2 separate regions of the Homo sapiens genome follow, and region 2 is linked to region 1. A link is an interaction called in ENCODE POLR2A ChIA-PET data of the cell type or tissue named here. Cell type or tissue: PC-3. All regions are shown on one strand. Links, peaks and the distances in the headings refer to the core of each region. The heading gives the core; the rest is flanking DNA.

Evidence for each region. Peaks named below come from ENCODE experiments on the same cell type or tissue, not always from the same donor. Only the 100,000 strongest peaks of a DNase experiment are listed, where the experiment ranks them.
Region 2: POLR2A ChIA-PET joins it to region 1 with 31 read pairs; 2 of 35 experiments call an interaction of 5 or more read pairs at or near these places.

Annotation. Positions count from the first base shown.
Region 1 is chr6:3,433,206-3,443,409 of GRCh38, forward strand. The region is part of intron 1 of SLC22A23 (solute carrier family 22 member 23); the gene reads right to left. Among named protein-coding and RNA genes, the nearest start is that of SLC22A23, 19 kb to the right of the region's middle. RefSeq lists an enhancer at 1-22. In PC-3, for the core only: no CTCF peak of the experiment used is centred there; a DNase peak (open chromatin) is centred at 5,246; H3K27ac peaks cover 1,685 bases.
Region 2 is chr6:3,570,625-3,580,828 of GRCh38, forward strand. No RefSeq gene overlaps it. Among named protein-coding and RNA genes, the nearest start is that of SLC22A23, 120 kb to the left of the region's middle. RefSeq lists an enhancer at 8,509-9,420. In PC-3, for the core only: no CTCF peak of the experiment used is centred there; no DNase peak of the experiment used is centred there.

The DNA of each region.
Region 1 (10,204 bases), core at 1,184-9,183:
CTCCTCAGAACAGCTGCTAAGTCACCCTTGGGACACAAACAGCAGCTGACTGGTAGTGCCACCTCTAGGTGGCTTCTCCCTGCCCAAATGGTACTAGCACCATTCCCACGGCCTCCTTATCAGCCCTAGGGAGTGAGTCCCAGAAGCTGTAGGGCCACACAGGGGCCACAACTCTCTAGGGCCAGGGATCCCTGCCCCTAACAAATGGTAACCCCCTCCCCACACTCCTCCCATCACTCCTGCTTCCTACCCCAAAAATTTTGAAAAGAAAAAGAGGAAACTTGCCTAGCTTATAAATAAGTCAAGACTTTTCAATGGCTGCCCTGATTCTGCCAATCAACTTTTAAATATTAGAACAGAGGGGTAGCCAGGAGTGGAAAGGATTGACAATGTTCAGCTTATAATGGGCACAGCAGTCTAAGCATAATCACCACAGGCTGGAAACAACCCTGCGTCCATCACCAATGGAGAGAGAAACACAGTGTTGTCTACCCATGCAGTGGAATATGGCTCAGCAACAAACAGGAACAACTATCAATGTGCACAGTACCATTCAGGAATCCAGGGATGAGACTGACACGGCGGACCACAGGCCTCCTTCATATAACCTTCCAGAATAGGCAAAACCATGCTATGGGGATAGATATTAACGCAGCGGTTGCCTAAGGGGTGGGCTGACTGGAGAATTCACTAGGGTGAAGGAAATACCTTAATTTAGGGGGTGGTTGATGGGCATATATACAAGTCAAAACCTACTAAGCTATACACTTAACATCTGTCCATTTTACTATGTGGTCATTATGCCTCCACTTTAAAAAATCTGTGAAAGCTGGGTACAGTGGCTCACCCCTGTAATCCCAGCACTTTGGGAGGCCGAGGCGATGGATCACCTGGGGTCAGGAGTTCGAGACCAGCCTGACCAACATGGTGAAACCCCATCTCTACTAAAAATACAAAATTAGCCAGGTGTGGTGGTGCATGCCTGTAATCCCAGCTACCTGGGAGGCTGAGGCAGGAGAATCACTTGAACCCGGGATGCGGAGATTGCAGTGAGCTGAGATCACGCCACTGTACTCCACCCTGGGCGACAGAGCGAAACTCTGTAAATAAATAAATAAATAAATAAAGAGCTGGGTGCGGTGGCTTATGCCTGCAATCCTAGCACTTTGGGAGGGCGGGTGGATCACAAGGTCAGGAGATCGAGACCAGCCTGGCCAACATGGTGAAATCCCATATCTACTAAAAATACAAAAATAAGCGGGGCATGGTGGTACCCGCCTGTAGTCCCAGCTACTCAGGAGGCTGAGGCAGGAGAATCGCTTGAATCTGGGAGGTGGAGGTTGCAGCAAGCAGAGATCGCGCCACTGCACTCCAGCCTGGGCAACAGAGCAAGACTCCATCTCAAAAAAAAAAAAATCTGTGAAATTATTTAAAATGGGTCCAAAGACAGGGCAGAAATATCTGATGGATTGCGAGGAGCATCAATTTTTTGTTCCTCCAACAGCACAAGGTCAGGCAGCAGAACGGAGGAGACGCGAGGGGTGTGGCCAATCCACCAACGGAATAACCGCAATGCCTGGATCAACCTCCAGGAGAGGGGGCATTTGATCGTATCCTCCCTTGTGCTTAGGAAATAGATCTCTAGGCCAAGAACTCAGAAAAGAGATGTGAAAGTTTCCCACAGATGCTATGTCAAGGCCTGAGGTTCTTAGCAGGTGTGCTTATGGGCTGCCTGTCAGTTCCAAACAGGAGTCTGACTGTCACTATATCAAAGGCAAGAAAAACAGCCCCAACCCATCCACACTGCTCCATAGAAACCTGGGCGGAGAACCCAGGCAACAAGGGTGCTGGAAGCGGCTGCTGGGAGTGAAGGACCCATGCTGGAAGTCCCCTACCCAGAGGGGCAGTGTGCAGGGGCTGGGATTCAGGCTGCTGGGGTCCAAATCTCAGCTCCAGCAGGTGGCTTAGCTTAGCTATAAGCCACAGAGAAGCCAACTTCTCAGGGGGCTGTCAGGATTCAGCCACGGCATCTGTAAAACACTCAGCCCAGCCAACCTGCAGCAATGAACTCTTCCTCCCCTCCCTTCCCTCTCCCTTCCTCATCTCTTCCTCCTGTTTCTCCCCACTTCCCCTCTCTTCCACCATCCCTGCTCCCCTTCCCCTCTCCGTCTCCCTTTTCCCCCTTTCCTTTCCCTCCTCCTCCCCTATGATGGGGACCCACACTCCCACCCCTGTTCCCAGCTACCTCTCCTGCAGTGGTGGGACCTGCCCTTCCCTCTAGTACCTGCAGCCTTCTGTCACCACCTGGATTGTGAACACGGCAGCCAACTCCTATGGAAGTTCTGGCAGCTGCCCTCACTTGCACATCTGATTTACAACAGACAGACTGGACGGAAAGCCCACTTACTGCAGAAGTGACATGAGAACACACTCAGCCCATGCTCCAGAGATGCGACTGCCTCCCTTCTCCCTGAAGGGACCCTGGGCAGGTTGAAGTGTGTCCACCCTGCCCCTAACAAGATATGCTGGAATCCAAACCCCAGAACCTCAAAATGTGACCCTGTTTGGAAATAGGGTTTTTACAGAGATGATTAAAGTTAAAGTAAGGTCTCTAGGGCGGGCCCTAATCCAAGGTGACTGGTGTCCTTACAAGGAGAGATGAGGACACAGACACACACAGAGGGAGGACCACGTGGGGACAGAGGGAGAAGACGCCATCTGCAAGCCAAGGAGAGAGAACTCAGGAGAAACTGACCCTGCCCACACCTGGATCTAGGACCTCCAACTTCCAAACCTGTAACAGAATACATTTCTGTGGTATTTGTTACACAGCCCAGCAAGCTAATACAGCGTGAGAATGAAGCCAGGGCAGAGGATGACCTAGAAGAGAACTAGAAAGAACTGGAGATTGCAGCCCGTCCTGTCTCTGGACTTCCAGAAATGTCATCTATACTTTTTTTTTTTGAGACGGAGTCTCAATCTGGAGTGCAATGGTGTGATATCGGCTCACTGCAATCTTTGCCTCCCAGGTTCGATTCTCCTGCCTCAGCCTCCCGGGTAGCTGGGATTACAGGTGCCCGCCACCACGTCCAGCTATTTTTTGTATTCTTAGTAGAGATGGTGTTTCACTATGTTGGTCAGGCTGGTCTCAAACTCCTGACCTCAGGTGACCCGCCCACCTTGGCCTCCCAAAGTGCTGGGATTACAGGCGTAAGCCACTGTGCCCGGGCCCTTCTGTATTTTTTTAAAGCAAGTTTGATGCAGGGTTTTCTGCTACTTGCAGCATCCTGACTGACCCCTCAAGCTTTCAAACTCTTCGCAGTCTTGTGCCATTCTCTCCTCCTAACTGAAATAAGTGTCTTCTCCCGCTCCTTCCCGTTACAGGGCGCACATCCCAGGGATTCCCAACTCTCTCTTCCCTATCTCCATGCACCGTGCACCGCTCTGCCAGGCTATTTTGGCCCCGCCTCTGTCTCCTGGGACCACCTGTTCTCCAAGCACACTCACAGATCCATCCTCCCTGTCTCCTGCAGCTCCCAGCACAGTGCTGTGCACAAAGTATCAGCTCAATAAACATCTGAATGTTAACACACTGCTCAGGACATGCCTGGTGCAGTATTTTCCCCACATAATTTTGAACTATAAGACTAGACCACTGTGTTTGCTATATAGATTCAAACAGATCGCAAAAGAAAGGCTGCTGTGTGTCGTTGCTTCCCCGTACTCAAGGAGAAAATGCCTTCTGAAGACTTAAAAACTTCTTTTCAGTAAGATGATCCATACATCCTCAGTCTGTAAATTGCCTGGTAACCTTCTGCTGTCAAAGGTCATTTCAGCTTCGCAAAAACTGCTGTTAAAAATGAGATTCATCATCAAAGTTGCCGTTGGCTTTCCTCACCACCCTCCCATTGGTCACTTATCTAAGACTCTGCCCCAAAAGAACTATAGTTATAAACGATGAACAACAAGAAGGCAAACGAGAAATGAATTAAACAGTGAAACCATTTGCTTATACTTAAACCACATTATCAGCAAACACATAAAACCAAAAAAAAACCCCAAAACAAAACAAAACCACACACATCAAAATTCCCTCATAGTCTTGACAATATCCACTTTTGACAAGTTGTTTCTTATGGGACTTCCCAGAAAAATATTACAAATAAGTCTTCTTTTAAAATGAAATAATAGGCCAGGCGCGGTGGCTCACGCCTGTAATCCCAGCACTTTGGGAGGCCGAGGTGGGCGGATCATGAGGTCACGAGATGGAGACCACCCTGGCTAACACAGTGAAACCCCGTCTCTACTAAAAACAAAAAAAAATTAAAAAAAAATTAGTCAGGTGTGGTGGCAGGCGCCTGTAGTCCCAGGTACTCGGGAGGCTGAGGCAGGAGAATGGCGTGAACCCAGGAGGCGGAGCTTGCAGAGAGCTGAGATCGTGCCACTGCACTCCAGCCTGGGTGACAGAGCGAGACTCCGTCTCAAAAAATAAATAAATAAATAATAATAATTTTAAAAACCCACTCTGGAACTTACTAGATTTTTTTTTTTTTTTTTTTGAGACAGAGTTTTGCTCTTGTTGCCCAGGCTGGAATGCAGTGGCACCATCTTGGCTCACTGCAACCTCTGCCTCCCAGGTTCAAATGATTCTCCTGCCTCAGCCTCCCAAGTAGCTGGGACTACAGGCATGTGCCACCACACCCAGCTAATTTTTTCGTGAAGATTTTGATGACTCCAGAAAATAGAATTCCAGAAACCGGTAAGCCCCAGACAGGCTCCTGTGGGAACCCATCACCTTCTTGCATTTCACTCCCTCTAGCCAGATGGGCTCCAATCGAACATCTTTGTTGCCTGCTTGAAAGTAGCTCTGAGAGTCAGACATGGGCCCCTGCCAGGACACCCAGCTAAGTCTCCCCTGCCACCACCATTGACAGCCGTGTGCTAGAGGCACCAAGAACATCAAGAACACTCCAAAAGGAAGACAACGCTACCAAGTCCAGGGCCAAGAGAGTGAGACAAGGCAGACAGTGCTGCGATCATGTAAGCAGGACCCATCCTGCTGGGGAAGGGGTCACTCTGGATACCCAAGGGGGCCCCGGCCAGCAGTCCAGCTAATACCTAGCACACTCACTTTCGGAGCCGGCAAAGCCACGAGGTGCCTGCCTTGGCACAGGTAGCAGATGTTTCACTGGGACTAGATGATCCATCAGGCTTGCTGCCTGGGCCCCTGGCGGGAACCAGCCTGATCTATTACTCAGCAAACGTAAACAGTGCTTACGTTCAGCTCCGGCCTCCAGCGCTTGGTGTCTGTGTCCCACGGGAGAGCTCCAGTTTCCTGCTGCTGACAACACTATAAAACCACCGTAATAGGAATTAATTATGGAAAAGGCTAGTTTGAATTAGAGACATTTTGAAAATAAGTACCTTTTACTTCCAAACAAACGTTTCCTTTTCTAGTAATTAACCGTTATTCTAAGTAGAGGTTCAAAGGACCTACTTCAAGGAGTGACTTGGTCATTAGCAACATTCATTCCTGTATAAATATACTATGGCCCTTTTCCCAAACATGCTTTCCTAGGTGGGCTAAACGTGCCTGCTGCCTGCTGAGCTTTGTTTATTCCATAACGAGCTCAGCAAACCCTTTCTTCACAGAGGGCAGGGAACCGTGGCTGCCTTGTGGGAATTCCCAGCAGGATGAAACACCCTCAGCCTGAACACCCATGTGTCCCGTACTGTGGGTTAAAGAGCAGAGGTCCCACTGTCCCACCCCACAGGCTTGGCCATCTGTTGGGTGTGGTCAGGAAATACAATGAGTGTTTTTATTAGTCTAGACCGGGGTTTCTCAAACTTGCCGTATTTGGGGCCGGATCTGACCGGGGTTTCTCAAACTTGCCGTATTTGGGGCCGGATCTGGGGCCGGATCATCCCTTGTGGTGTGGACAGTCCTGTGCCCTGTAGGATGTTTAGCAGTACCCCTGCCTCTACCCACCAGGCGCCAGTAGCACCCTCCCCCCATGCCCCCAAAGGTGTGACAACAACGACAAAAATGTCTCCAGACATTGCCGAATGTTCTCTGGGAGCAAAATCATACCCCGTGGAAAGTGTCCAGAGAACTTCTTTTAAACGATGGATGCTGGGGTCCTACAGGCATTTCTGAAAGTTCCCCAGGGTGACTCTAAGTGCACCGGAGCCACTGCGGCCCTGGACGAAGATGGGCCCGTTCCACGTGAAGAAAAGGCTCTGTGACCTACCTAAAGTTCTGAACAGCAGTGGTTTAAAGACATAATCAACTCCAGAGCCCAGTATGATCCACCCAAGTTTGATTAGTTGCCATTTCAGATAAGCTACATAACTCTTCTTAATCTTCAATAGCTCACTGAAATGTGACTTTAGGTTTGAGCCAACTTACGAATCTGTCCTCTTTTATTCTTGTCATCTTAGAATTAAGCCATCCAACCTCACTCAAATGAGAGCAAAACCCTTTCGCCACCTCCTTACTGGCACCATGCAGGAAGTGTTTACAGAGTACCTGCTAGGCCCAGGGGCTGAGGATATATATTCAGGCCAGGACAGCAGGGGTGGGAAACGGGAAGGGAGGAAGAGGGAGCCAAGAAGGTCTGAAGGAGGCAACAGGATGGAGGGGTGGACTCTGGGCTGAAAGAAGAGCATGGGGGAACACAGCATTGTTTGGGAAATAAACAAATCGGTGGGTGGAGCTCTGGGGTCCCTGTGGGGATGATGGGGATGGAGGCAGGAGAGGCAGGCAGAGACCGTGAAACCTACCACCCAGGCCCAACTTCACCTTAAAGGTCATGGAGAGCCACGGAGGATTTGAAGCAAGGGAGTGATAAAGAGCCACTCAGCTAGGGTCCAAGGACCAAAACACTGGGATTTAGGGAAAAGGCACAGATAAGATCAGGTACCACAAGAGAGGGCCAGTCCAGCAGGTTGGGGAATGCACAGGCCTAGGGCTTCAGGGAACTATCCCGGGTGCAGATACAGATCAGAGCTGCCCTGCTCAGGGTCCATGCTGGAGCTCTGCTGTCATGAGCTGTACTGTCCCCTCAAAGCTCCAGCGTTGAAGCTGTAACCCCCAGGACCTCAGAATGTGACTGTGTTTCAAGAGTGGGCTTTTAAAGAGGGTAGTAAGGTCAAATGCAGCTATTAGGGTGGGTCCTGATCCAATTCGACTGGGGTCCCTATAAGAAGAGGAGATGAGTGGCCGGGTGCGGTGGCTCATGCCTGTAATCCCAGCACTTTGGGAGGCCGAGGCAGGTGGATCATGAGGTCAGGAGTTCGAGACCAGCCTGGCCAAGATGGTGAAACCCCATCTCTACTAAAAAATACAAAAATTAGCTGGGCACGGTGGCGGGCGCCTGTAATCCCAGCTACTCGGGAGGCTGAGGCAGGAGAATAGTTTGAACCCAGGAGGTGGAGGTTGCAGTGAGCTGAGATCACACCACTGCACTCTAGCCTGGGCAACAGAGCAAGACTCCGTCTCAGAAAAAAAAAAAAAAAGAAGAGGAGATGAGGACGCAGACACACACAGAGGGAAGACTGTGTGAGGACACGAAGACAGCCATGTAACAAGCCAAGGAGAGAGGCCTCAGGAGAAACCAATCCTGCTGAACCTTGGTCTTGGACTTCCAGCCTCCAGAACTGTAAGGAAATACATCTCTGCAGTTGAAGCTGCCCGTCTGTGGTATTCTGCAGCCCTAGAAACTCACCCAGGGAGGTCAACTGAAATTCCTGAGCAGTTGTGTGGGGTCCGGCATCAGGCAAGCCTGACAGCCTCTGTAGTGGAGAGACCACATGGTGCTGGGCTGGGGCCTGTAGGAGGCAGGAGCACTGGGCACTGGGCAGAGAAGGTGCTTGGCAGGAGCTCAGACATGTCGAGAGGGAGAGGGCTGTGGCCCCCAGGTAGGACCATGGGGCCTACCACAGTTTTGTGATGGGGGCTCGTTCAGGTGGTTTTCAAGAGGCATTGAGTAACATGGGTGTGTCCTGGAGGTACAGCGCCTCAGGGGCTGGCTTGAGGGGCTGTGGACAGACCCTTTGGGTGGACACGAGCCCTTCTCTCCTGGATCTCTCCCATCAAGTCCTAAAATCTCGTTCTTCCATCATTTCCTTACTTACAAAGTTCAGGAGACTCATTGTCTACTGGGGGAAAAAAATCAAGCTATGCCGAAGGCTGACTCTATGGCTTTGTAGGGGGGCCTTGCAGGGTCAGGACCCATGCCCTCCTCTAGGCCACGTCCTCTCTGCACTCTGCACATGTCCCTTCCCCACCTTCATCAGCTCCTCACAGAAGAGGTCCTCTCTCAATCCTTTCAACTGCTCAAACCCAAGCCCTCCTTGGGGATAGCTCAGATGCCACAGCCCCCTGGGCTTCCCTGCCCACTGACGGAAGCGACTCCTCTGCGCCCCTGCACCTTGTCCTGTTCTTGGGCCAAGGCACCTCACAGTGCACTGCACCTGCCCTCCTGGGATGTGCTCGGTTCACCCCCCACCCTCAGCTCCCATTCCCTGCCCCGCTCATCCTGTGCCGCATGCCAGGGATATTCAATTTCCCAACCGTCTCCGGCTACATGAGGAGCTCCCTTCTCCAGGGCAGACACGATCTTCTACCCATCTGTGACACCAGCCCAGGGCAGATGTTCTGAGAGGAAGACAGGGACACCACGCAAGCAGCTGCAGCACTGCCTCTGAAGGGGAGGGCACGGGAGGGATGGAGGGATTGTCCGGAACTGTCTTCAAGAAGGAGGGCATCACCCAAGTTCCCAGCCGCACATGCACCATAGCCAAGGGGTAGAGGCGACCCAAGTGTCTGCCGATGGGTGAACAAACAAACAGAATGTGGTGCAGGCACACAATGGCGTATTCCTCAGTCTAAGGCAGGCAGGAAACGCTCACACACGCTACCACATGGATGAGCCTTGAAGACATCACGCTGAGCGACATGAGCCAGTCACAAAAGGACAAATGCTCTATTTATATGAGGTACCCGGAGTAAGCAAATTCAAAGAGGCAGAAGGTAGCGTGGGGTTGCCAGAGGAGGGGAATGGGGAGCTGGGGTTTCATGGGGACAGTTTCAGTTTGGGAAGATGGAATTGTTCTGGAGATGGATGATGGTGCCAGCTGCACAACAATGAGGATGCACCTAAAGCCACAGAACTGTACACTGAAAAATGGCTAAAATAGTACATTTTATAATTTATAGTTTTACCACAATTACAAATAAAGACAAGTTTTAAAAAGAGTAGGACAAAGACTATCCGCTTACTGCAGACGCTAAAGTATATCCATCTGAGAACAGTGGAGTTCCTCAACACATAGCAATCAAGGGCGCCCAATTTGTAAAGCATCTTGTAAACACATGCAAAAGGCAGCTTTTCATCTAATCTGGGAGGAAACACTCCATAGTGCAAATTACGATGCTAAGTACATAACCCGTCCATAATACAATATGACCACTGGGATGCTTGTGGCTGTTTTAAGCCAGCATTATCTCCCTTGCACCTATTTTTAAAATGATTCTAAGAAATAAAGCACGACTGTTAGCTAGTTGAATTAAATTACATAAAGGATTGACCCTCCTCCCCACTTTATTTAAAAAAAAAAAACACCTGATAAACACTTAACTAGCATTCCTACGACTTAACATCCTTAACCACACATCTCTGTGACTCAGCTCTTTGGTTCTCTGTTCAGATAAGTAAAGCAACTGTCTCAACTTTGAGAGAGCGGCATTTTCAAATGGAAGACTGCTCCCTGGCTCCTTCATGCCATTGCACACCTTGAGCTAACCAAACATCCCAAACAAAATTGCTCAGGGCTCTGTAAAGCTGTTCCCTGGGAAAAGTAGGCCCTCAAAAAGTGTGTTTTGCTTTTTACCAAAAGAAATCTAGAAAAAGACATGAAGTACAATGGAGGAGAGGCAGAGAAGTTACTGAGAAACAAGGAAGACAGACTGGGAAAGGCTTGGGGAAACCCTTGCCTAGCTCTGCAGTGGTGACAACACACTTTGTCAACAAGGGACTCTGCATTTTTATTTTCCACGGGGACCTGCGAATTATGTAGCTGGCCCTGACTAGAAGAAATGTTTGGAAAGCAGGAGACTGGCCCTGTGTGAAGGCAGGGGTGGGAGTGACAATTGGCAACACTGTGTTGGTGACTGTCCAACGGCTCCTTCCAAGATCCCTGG
Region 2 (10,204 bases), core at 1,222-9,221, 140 kb after region 1:
AGGAGCCCCTCCTCCTCTCGTCTTGGCCTGTGGTGTGGACCGTGAAGTGGGTTGTTCTCACATTATTCCTACTCTGGAAGAATGGGAAGGGGTTGTCCTCTGGCAGAAGATAAACATCTGCTGAGTTCAAACACTCTTATTGCACTATATGGAGAAACTAACAAGCTCATCAATGCATTTCATTATTGGTCTGAAGATTAATTACATCTGATGGTAACAATTGTGGCTTCCATTATCGCAGAAACTGTCTGCTGAAAGTGACGTTGCTGGTTATCTGTCATCTTAATGTGAGGAATTCTGGCAAAGGGGCCCTGGCGTGACGTTCCCAAGCATTCCCTACCTTCACCCTAACTCCCCAAGCAGCCCTGCCCATTCCCAGCTATATAGCCACCCTAGGACCAGGAAGGACTGCCTTGTTTTTCTCTGTAGTAGATGAATGACAGAGGGGCAGATGCAGCCACCCTTTTCTTGATGTGCCTAGGCAGGTGTCCTGCCTGCCCTGGCTCGGCTCCACCAAGCCGATGGATATGCTGTGTACCCTGCGGCCACCTCCTGGGCAGCAGGTGGCCCAGATCTGTCTGTGGCTGTGCTTGCCACCTTGCTGGGTGTCACGGCTCTTTGCTCCTTGGCCCGTGGCTCTCCCTTTGACCCCTCTCTGGTCTGCAGCACTTGGTGTCTGCCCATGAACTCCCTGGGTTTGAACCTCCCCTGGGGACTTTTTGGCTTACCTTGGCTGGGCTCGGGCTGTCTTGTGCTAATTCTGGTGGAAGAAACATCTTGTTCTTGCTGGAAATAGAACCTTCTCCTTATCTCCCCCTCCACCCACACACACATGCCCATCGCTCTCCACCAAACAGGGAGTCAGCACCTCCATAGGCTGTGAGAAGACTGAGCTCGATTCTCCTGCTCCAACAGCCTAGAGCTACGGTAATCCAGGGCATGGGGTCAGACATCAGTGGCTCTCAAACTTGAGCGTGTGCAAGAATTCCCTGGAGGGCTAGTGAGAGAATCTGATTCAGTAGGGCTGGAGCAAGGCTGGGAATTTGCATCTTTAACAAGTTCCAAAGTGGAGATGGTGTTGCTGCTGCTCAGGTGTTTGAGATGCGGGCAGTGGCCGCCAGTGCAGAGGAGAAAGCTGGCCACAGCCTCTGTGACCTACAGTTGGAGCTGGTCATGCCTAGCATGGCCCACCCTGGGCCACAGGGCACCTTTGAGCAGCTGGCAAAAGACCTGGCTAAGACATCATTTGGATGTTCGCGGTGGAGGTCAGAGCCTCTTGGGAGAGGAGGCTCTTCTCCTCAGCCTAAAGCCAGAGCCACTTTTACTGCATAGCTAGAAGGGCCAGAGAAAGAATGCGGGCTCTGGGGGAAATGAGCCTTGCTCGGAATCCTGTCTCCATGACCTCCGGTTTACTCAGCCCTTCTGGGCCTGCAGAATAGGACAACTGCATCTGCCCCATACGGTTGTTGTGGGGCTTTGATGAGACACATTCTAGCATAGCTGGGGTTGAGAAGGAGCCCACGAAGGATGGCTGCGATGATGAATAGCTGCCCAGCAGCATTTCTTTCCAACTCCACCCTTTGGCAATGAGTGCAAAGGCCGAAGCCTTATACATGGGGTCACCTCAGTACTCCTCTGTGCCCTACAGAGCTTCCATTAGGACCTCCCGCCGCACCCCTCAACAGGCACTGGGGAGAAACAGGAATCAATGACACTAACACCCCCCACAGCACTGGCAGAACGAGGGAAAGGGAGAGGGAGCCACAGCCAGCCACGTGCTTACTGTGTGCTGGCGTTGTGCTACTTGAGGAAGGAATTCTGTTTCCATTTTACAGTTGAGGAAACAGAGGTTGAGAAACTGGCTCCAGGGAGAAGCAAAGCTCTTGGATTACTTCCAAGCCCCTCATTTATTTTGTAGTTTTTTGAGATAGAGTCTCGCTCTGTCGCCCAGGCTGGAGTGCAGTGGCGTGATCATGGCTCAAGTGATCCTCCCACTTCAGCTCCCGAGTAGCTGGGACTACAGGTGTACGTGCCACCACACCCGGCTAATTTTTGTATTTTCTGTAGAGATGGGGTCTCGCCATGTTGCCCACAAGTCCCTCATTTTAGAGGTGAGAAAATCAGAGAAGTTGCATGCCTTTCCCAAAGACACACAGCCGTTTTAGTGATAGCATTAGGGCAAGCCTCAGTTTCTAAAAACTGGATTTGTCTCACTGTCTCATGGCCTCCTCTTCACTCCTTCCCTTGAGTAGTTAACCCAGGAGAAAAGGCGTGGTGTGACAGCACTGGGGCCCTAAAGACATTTTTGTTTGTTTTGGTTTTAACAAATTGAAGTTGGCGTTGGTTTTCCCCTTTAGGAAGACGGGGAGAGTCTCTTTTGATGACAGGCTTTTGAGGACTATCCCCGTTACACCCGCAGTCATGCTACATCCGAGGAAGTTATTACTGACCAGTGATCCTTGTCAAAGGCAGCTGTCACTGCGAATACATTTGAATCCCCCAAATTTTGTGAAATATCCTGCCCCAGAGAGGTCACTTTTATAGACCAAGTAATGCATGATACACAGCAACTCCAGAACCCAGTGAGGGATTTTCAGGTCAGCAATGGCTGGGGAAGAGATCTCAGCTCTGCAAAATTAGAATTGGCCCCTACAGGGCAGTCTTAGCCTCCTGATTCACATAAAGGGGGATCTCTCTTCTTGATTTCCTATATCCTCCCTAACTCAGTCACCCTCCCTTTCTCCACTCCCTCTTTTTCTTTGCAGCCTAAATAGAGCCCATAGGAGAAGGCTGCTGAATAAATAGTGTATTAAATAAGGTAACTGAAGTGTGAACCTGTGCAAATATTTTAGTATTTTATTTTTAAATCATCTAGTAGTAAGATGTCTTCACTAATTGAAAACCCATCACAATCTAATTGCATGTTTCTTTCTGTCTGAAGGTCACTGCGCAAATATGGGTGAAGCATCTTCCACGTGGCAGGCATAGTTCTGGGCACTCATACATCAGTGAACAGAACGTGGACTCCTGTCAGCCTCATTTCAGCAGTGAGGAGTGAGGTGATCAACAACACACTTAATAAATAAGGAAGTTTTTCAGGTCAGAAATGCTAAAAAAAGGGAAAAAGTAGAACAGAGAAGAGGGATTGGAAAGGCTGTGGTATGAGTGTTGTGTGAGTGTGTATATGTGTGCAAGTGTGTGTGTATGAGTGTGTACGTGTGTTGGGATTATGTTGGATGAGCATGTGGGTGTGTTTCCTGCATGTGTGTGTGTTTATGGGTGCATGTGTGGGCGTGTGGGTGAGAGTGGGGGGGGGCACTTTTATATGGGGTGCTTAGAACAGGCCTCACTAGGAGGAAAGCTCTGAGCCAGGGTGTGAAGGAGGTGACGAGGTGTGCTGTGTGGAATCTGAAATGAGAAGGGGAGAGGCTTTCCTCTCTAGGGATTTTTGGTTCTGATCTGCAAGCGGTAACTCTCTGGAAATGGTGTCAGAATGAAGACTCCTGCTCATGGAAACATCTGGATATTCTCCTATTTTCTTGGTAGGCTTTGCTTAAACACATCAGCTGCTCATATTGAATGGGATTTAGAAACATGTCTTTTTTTGTTGTTTTTTTTTTTTGTTGTTGTTGTTTTTTGAGACAGAGTCTTGCTCTGTTGCCAGGCTAGCCTGCAGTGGTGCAATCTCGGCTCACTGCAAGCTCCACCTCCTGGGTTCATGCCATTCTCCTGCCTCAGCCTCCTGAGTAGCTGGGACTACAGGTGCCCGCCACCACGCCCGGCTAATTTTTTGTATTTTTATTGGAGACGGGGTTTCACTGTGTTAGCCAGGATGGTCTCGATCTCCTGACCTCGTGATCCGCCACCTTGGCCTCCCAAAGTGCTGCGATTACAGGCGTGAGCCACCGCGCCCGGCCAGCCTGTCTTTTTAGAGGCGACCTGAGCCCTGCTCCGGGACTGATTCTGGATGCTGTCTGGGATGACTTGGATGATACTGATCTCCATGAGGGCAGAGTGGGCTCTGCACTTGCTGGGTTTGCTCTAGTCTGGCTGGAGCAGACTCACTGGTAACCAACCTCTTGTAGTCAGCAAGGCCAGATAGGGACTGGGGACAAGGGCAGCAAACAGAAATGCTCTGTCTCCAGCGTGGCACAAGACAAATGTGAAGGAGGGATTACCTGAGGGAGATATGAAACAAAAAGCCAACACCTGATGGGCAGTGTCCCTCCCACCTCACTGCCTCGGAATCTTAGATGAATCTTAACCTGTCCTGAAGAAGGATGACACAGCAGCCAGTGTTTGATTTGTGAAAGGAATCGCTTTGTGCATTTGATGTTGAAATACGTGCAGATCCCCCAGGCCCTGGCTCCTGCTGGGGTCTGCCAGGCCAGCTCAGCAGGGTCTCTACCTACAGGGATTAGCCCCCAGGAAGGGCTGCTCTCCCTGGCACCATGAGGATGGGGATCTTGCCTCACGTGGAGTAATTCAGAGTTTGGCCACCAAGGTTTTGTCGTGAGCCTTTTGTGCTGGGCAGCACAGCCAATTCCTTGTCTTGGATTATTCACAACCAGCTGCAGCCCCCACAGACTCCAGTGTGGTGAACACAGAGGAGAGGACAGCTTTACACACAGTGTTGCCAATGTACGTGCCTACCCCTAGTTCTGTGGAAACCAGGAGCTCTTGTCAAGTTCCAATTACTGCGGTCCTTAATGTGACCACAGGTGGAAAAATGGACCCTTGTAGCTTGGCTCCCTGCTGTGTTTAACTTGAAAGATATGCTTTCAAAAAATCCCTGTGGAGACTGAAAACTCCATAGAGCCAGTTGGCGCCCTACCTACATTAGAATAATCATCCTCGGTCCAAAGGCATAGGGAATTCTTTAGAAACATCACAGTGATGCATGAAACAGGAAATGCAAGTGGTTTGCCGCGAAGACACTCAAAATGCAGTTGGACAGCAATAGCACCCTTTCTCTTTTGATATTCAACTCCAAGTTTAATTACTGCTCAGAGAGATATGGCTGAAAAGTTGCTAGCATATAGAATTTTTCTATTTCCATTTCTTTTGCTGCTTTGACTTGCAGAGTCAGTACCACTCTTTGATCCAGGCAAGGGGGATTCTGCCTCTTCCCTGTCTCTGGTGGCTGGAACTGTAGTGTTCTCAAGTCATAGCTCCCTGAGCCTTGTCCTAATGTCCCCGCCGTCATCTCTCCCTTCTGGGATAGTCTCCAATCCACTCTCTGCAGGTGGGGTCGACCAGATGGCCTGGAGCTAGGGCCTTGCCTAACAAGGTCATCCCGTAGGGGGCACCTGGCACGCAGACCACTGTCACTGCCTGGGACAGTACTTCCTTTACGGGATCACATAAACTTGGGCAGCCAGAATGATGCTGATGGACTAATGTTGAGTGACTTACATTGTTTCTATAGATAAGGGCGCCACACAAAAAATGGTTGCTCCCTGTTCCCCGTAGCAGATGTGCATAGAGTAAATTTCCACAAATTCTAACGTCCTGATAATTTGGCCAGGAGATAGTTTGACATTTACCTTTAGACTATTAAGTGTAAAAGCAGTCTGTTAGGCAAATGATAAGCAAACAATGGAAAGGGGAAAAGGTTGATGTGTTTAAGAGAAAAAAGTTACTCTGAAAATCTTTAGAGTTTCTGTCCATCAGTGATTGATCTAAATTTTAATGAATTCTCATCAATTAATTACAGGCTTATGCCTGTAATCCCAGCACTTTGGGGGGCTGAGGCGGGAAGATTACCTGAGGTCAGGAGTTCGAGACCAGCCTGGCCAACATGGTGAAACCCTGTCTCTACTAAAAATGCAAAAATTAGCCCAGCATGGTGGCAGGCGCCTGTAATCCCAGCTACTCGGGAGGCTGAGGCAGAAGAATCACTTGAACCTGGAGGCGGAGGTTGCCGTGACCCAGGATTGCACCATTGCACTCCAGCCTTGGTGACAAGAGCGAAACTCCATCTCAAAAAAAAAAAATTAGTATGTGCTATAAGGACCTCTGTACTTCATTGTATATACTTAAAAACTTTACATTTATCCCTTTAAAATAATCTCTTCAGACTTTCAGAGCTTTCCATTGCTATTCCCAAGCAATGTTCGTGAAATTATGTAGCATATTTAGTGATCCTCTCTCTTCATTTATGATGGATCTCCAGATAGTTACTGATGTTTTAAAATATACACATCTGCTTAATTTTGTTCCTCCCTTTTTATTTTCCCCAACCCTCACAAAAAGACAGCATTTGGAAAATTTAGCAGACACTAGGCTGAGATCAGGGCAGGCAAATTCGACATCTGACTCTGGAGCAAACCTCTTCCCTTCTCTGTTCTTCGGGGTCCTCATTTGTTTAACAAATGCTGTTAGACCGGGTCCACGGTTTTTGAAAATATTTCAGTCATAGAATCTGTTCTTCAAACCAAACCTTATCCACGAAGCCTGGTACAGAGAACAGACAGTGGAGTTGCTGGCTTTCGGTTTTCGTTGTTTGGTTTTCCATTGCTGTAAGTGTCGGGGCTCAGTGCGGTGTCCCCCGGGGCATGTCTATAGAAAATCCCCATGGCTCCAGGGAGTCCAGTTTAAAGCCCACCCAACTAAATGAGGTTCTTCCTCTCTCAATCCTTCTGTTGGATTTAAAGGTATTGATGGAGGAATTCTATGGTGAAGAATTCCCAATAATATGAGAAATTGCATCATGGGGGTTATTATAAATTCAGCTTTTTCTATTTTGAGTTTCTTTAAAATAAAGTATACTTGTGTAATTTTTGTTACAACAGCTAATCTATGATCATAAATAGATCAAATGGCTTTAATGCTTCTAATGAAACAGTCCGTCTAGCTGGAAGATACTGGCATAATGAAAATCCCTGACTCTAGCCAACAGTGAGGAACGTGCCCCCACAGCCAGCTCCCTCCCCTGCAGGGCCTGAGGGCTCAGTGCGGGATGGGGCTGCAGGGCTATCTCCTCCCGTATGCCCTGAAAAAACAGGACTGCTGAAGGCCTCAGACCTTCAACTTGCTCCTGAAAGCGTGACCACAGTGGAGACGCATCTGCAAAAGCAAGTTGACAGATGCAGATCTCAGAACTGAACAGAAGCCTCTCGACAAACGTCTCTTATTTGGCCTTGGGGACAGGATGAGGGGGAAGTGGTGTCAGAATTGGCTGTGTAGAAACCAAGGCCTAAGCTAGGTAAGAGGCTCAAAGGCTCTTTGTGTTATAAGATTAAGGGACCATCAGGGGAAAAAGAGAAATGAAGTAGGCAATAGAAAGAAATTAGACTTTCTTTCTCTCACAACCACCCTTCAAAGTATGTATTATCATTCTTATTTTACAAAAATGGAAATGAGCTCAGCAATGTGCTTGTTACACAGTCAGTCAGAGCTGGATAGATGTTTTTTGTTGCTTTTTTTTTTTTTTTTTTTTTGAGACGGAGTCTTGCTCTGTCGCCCAGGTTGGGGTGCAGTGGCGCGATCTCGACTCACTGCAAGCTCCGCCTCCCGAGTTCACGCCATTCTCCTGCCTCAGCCTCCCGAGTAGCTGGGACTACAGGCGCGTGACACCACGCCCGGCTAATTTTTTGTGTTTTTATTAGAGACGGGGTTTCACCGTGTTAGCCAGGATGGTATCGATCTCCTGACCTCGTGATCCACCCGCCTCGGCCTCCCAAAGTGCTGGGATTAAAGGCGTGAGTCACCACACCTGGCCGATAGATGTATTTTTTATCTCATTAGAAACAGCCCACCTTCCTGGGTTATAGAAAGAAGCAGAGGCCGAGAGCCGTCGACCCTCCCAGCTCCCGCCTGTGTTCTCTTCTTGGTCCTCTCCCATCCTGAATCGACAACCAGCAAATATGACAATCCAGATGGTGGTCCTACCCGACTTAAGCCTCTCTGGGCCTCACGTTGGAAGCGCCCCTTTGCTCCCAGCCTGAGACTCAGTGACCTGAGCCGTTAGAAGGACAGATGGGCTTTGGGGGACCGAGTCTACACCAAGACGTCAGGACATCGCTAGGAGAGCTCTTGCCTCCAGCACACACGTTCCCTGGGAGTGAGGTTTGTGTGTGTCCTCCCTCACTGAGGAATGTGGGGGCTGTGGAAGCACTTGAGCAGGAGTCTGCAGAGGGTGGACATGCTGCTGCCGGGGAGCTCGCTCTGGTGCTCAGCTTGGTTTCTCCGGGCTTGCTTTAAAGGGACCCATGCTGCAAAAATCGTGACTATAGCAGCACCCATAGGGCCTTCAGGGCAGAAACCTTCTTTTGCCATGCACTTTTACAGGGTCAAAATTTATTAGAAGATTGCGCAGGCTCTGAGAGGTCCTAATGTGTGCCTGGGTATTGAAAATTGGGTGAATGGGGCCCACGGAAGAACGCTCTCTGGGGAAAGTCTGGAGGGGACAAGAATAAAAAGTTCCTCCACTACTCAGATGTAAGCAAACTGCAGGAAGAGGGTTCTGGGGAAAACACATTGAGGTTTAATACTAAGCCACCTGGAAAGAGTGGGTTGCTTCTCTCACACCAGGAGAAATTCTGCATAAATGTGTCAGGCCTTACAAGTTTACACAAGCAGGAAGCCTCTGGGTTAAAATGCTCCCAAGGATTAAAACCCACAGGGTTCTGATGCTTTGCTTGGTCGGGGTGGACACAGCACCACTTTTCCTGGGCTCCTCAGCCCCAAGGGAAGGATGCTGGCCAGGGTGTGGAGATTAGTGGTTTGGAGGGGGCTTGCCTGCCCGATCCCTGTGAGTGACAGAAGCCCTGCCCACCCTCGGCAGGACCACAGTTTGCTTAGATGATGGTTGCCCCTGGCAGCCCGTGAGCTCAAGGCTTGACATGTCGAGCTGTCCTCCTCCCCATCCTTATTGCTGGAGATGCTAGAAGACGTGTCCCCAGCACTCTCAGACCAGGCTGCTCTTTTCCCTTCACAGCAGGACACGGATATCACCTTGGGGCCTTGGTCACTGGGCTGCCTCCTTGGCCTGCCTTTCCCCTCACTCCGGGCCGCACTGGGCTTCTGTGATTGGGCGGATCACGCCGGCCTCATGTTCCTTCTCTTGTCCCTCTCTACCCCTCATGAAATTGTGCTCCTTCAGAGCATACAGGCCGTCAGGATGCGGGGTAGGGTCAAGACTTATCAGACTGAGCGATGAACACCTTGGCTTCTCCATCAGACCCCGTGAGAACCACAATGGACACGTGTCAGGTAGCAGCAGGCGATTTACAAAGGCTTTCACAGCCTCCTGTTTCTGTAATCCTTACAACTGTTGGGCAGAATAGGGCTCTTGACTCTCTTCCTAACCTGGGTCTCACATAATGTGCTATCTTGTGCTACACACGAATTTCTTTAGTCTTATCTCCTTAACCGGGCTGTGAGATCCCTGATGGCAGAAGCTTTGTGTATTTTTGCTAATAACATTCATTCAAAGTCTTTGGGCATTCACGAGCCTCCCTCCCCTACTCACACAAAAAGAGGCATTCTTAAATGAGGAGGAAGAAATTAACTTTTCCAGGTGAATGCCTGGCTTTAAATCGGCTCTTTCCTGGAATTCTATCTTTAAATGGTATATACGTGTATAATGTTGTATGGAAAACATATTTCATTATGACAGCAGAAAAATTAGAAGGGTTTGATGAAGGATAATGAGAGTGCAAATCCTTTAAAAAATATAACAGATATCTCATTTTTAAAAGTCTGCCATTCTACACTAACAGTATTTTTCATGCCAAATTTTCTCAATCTGAAGTTTGTTGTAATTATCGTATGTTGGTTACAAGTTCTCCTGTGAGGATTTTCTTATATTTAAATTTTAAGCATTTATTAAATTACAAAAATAATATATGCTGTGAGTCACAACAGGGGTTGCCTATGGGGAGAGGATTGATTGGAAGGAGACACAAGGGAACTTCATTGCCATGTGGCTCACCCGGGTGTAGACATTTGTAAAAACTCACTGAATTGTACACTTAGAGCTGTGTGTCCCACTGTATGTAATTTCATTTCAATAAAAAGAAATAATGTATGTTTAAAGAATCAAGCCTGGAAAACACAAAAACACGCAAAGAAAATATCCACACAGTATTCATGCAAGTTAAGATTTCTAAAGCTGGAGTTTTATTGTACTTAAAAAATTTCTTTCTGATGCAAAGACTACATGTTCCTTGTTTAAGAAATCAAGTAGCTTTTCCACTCA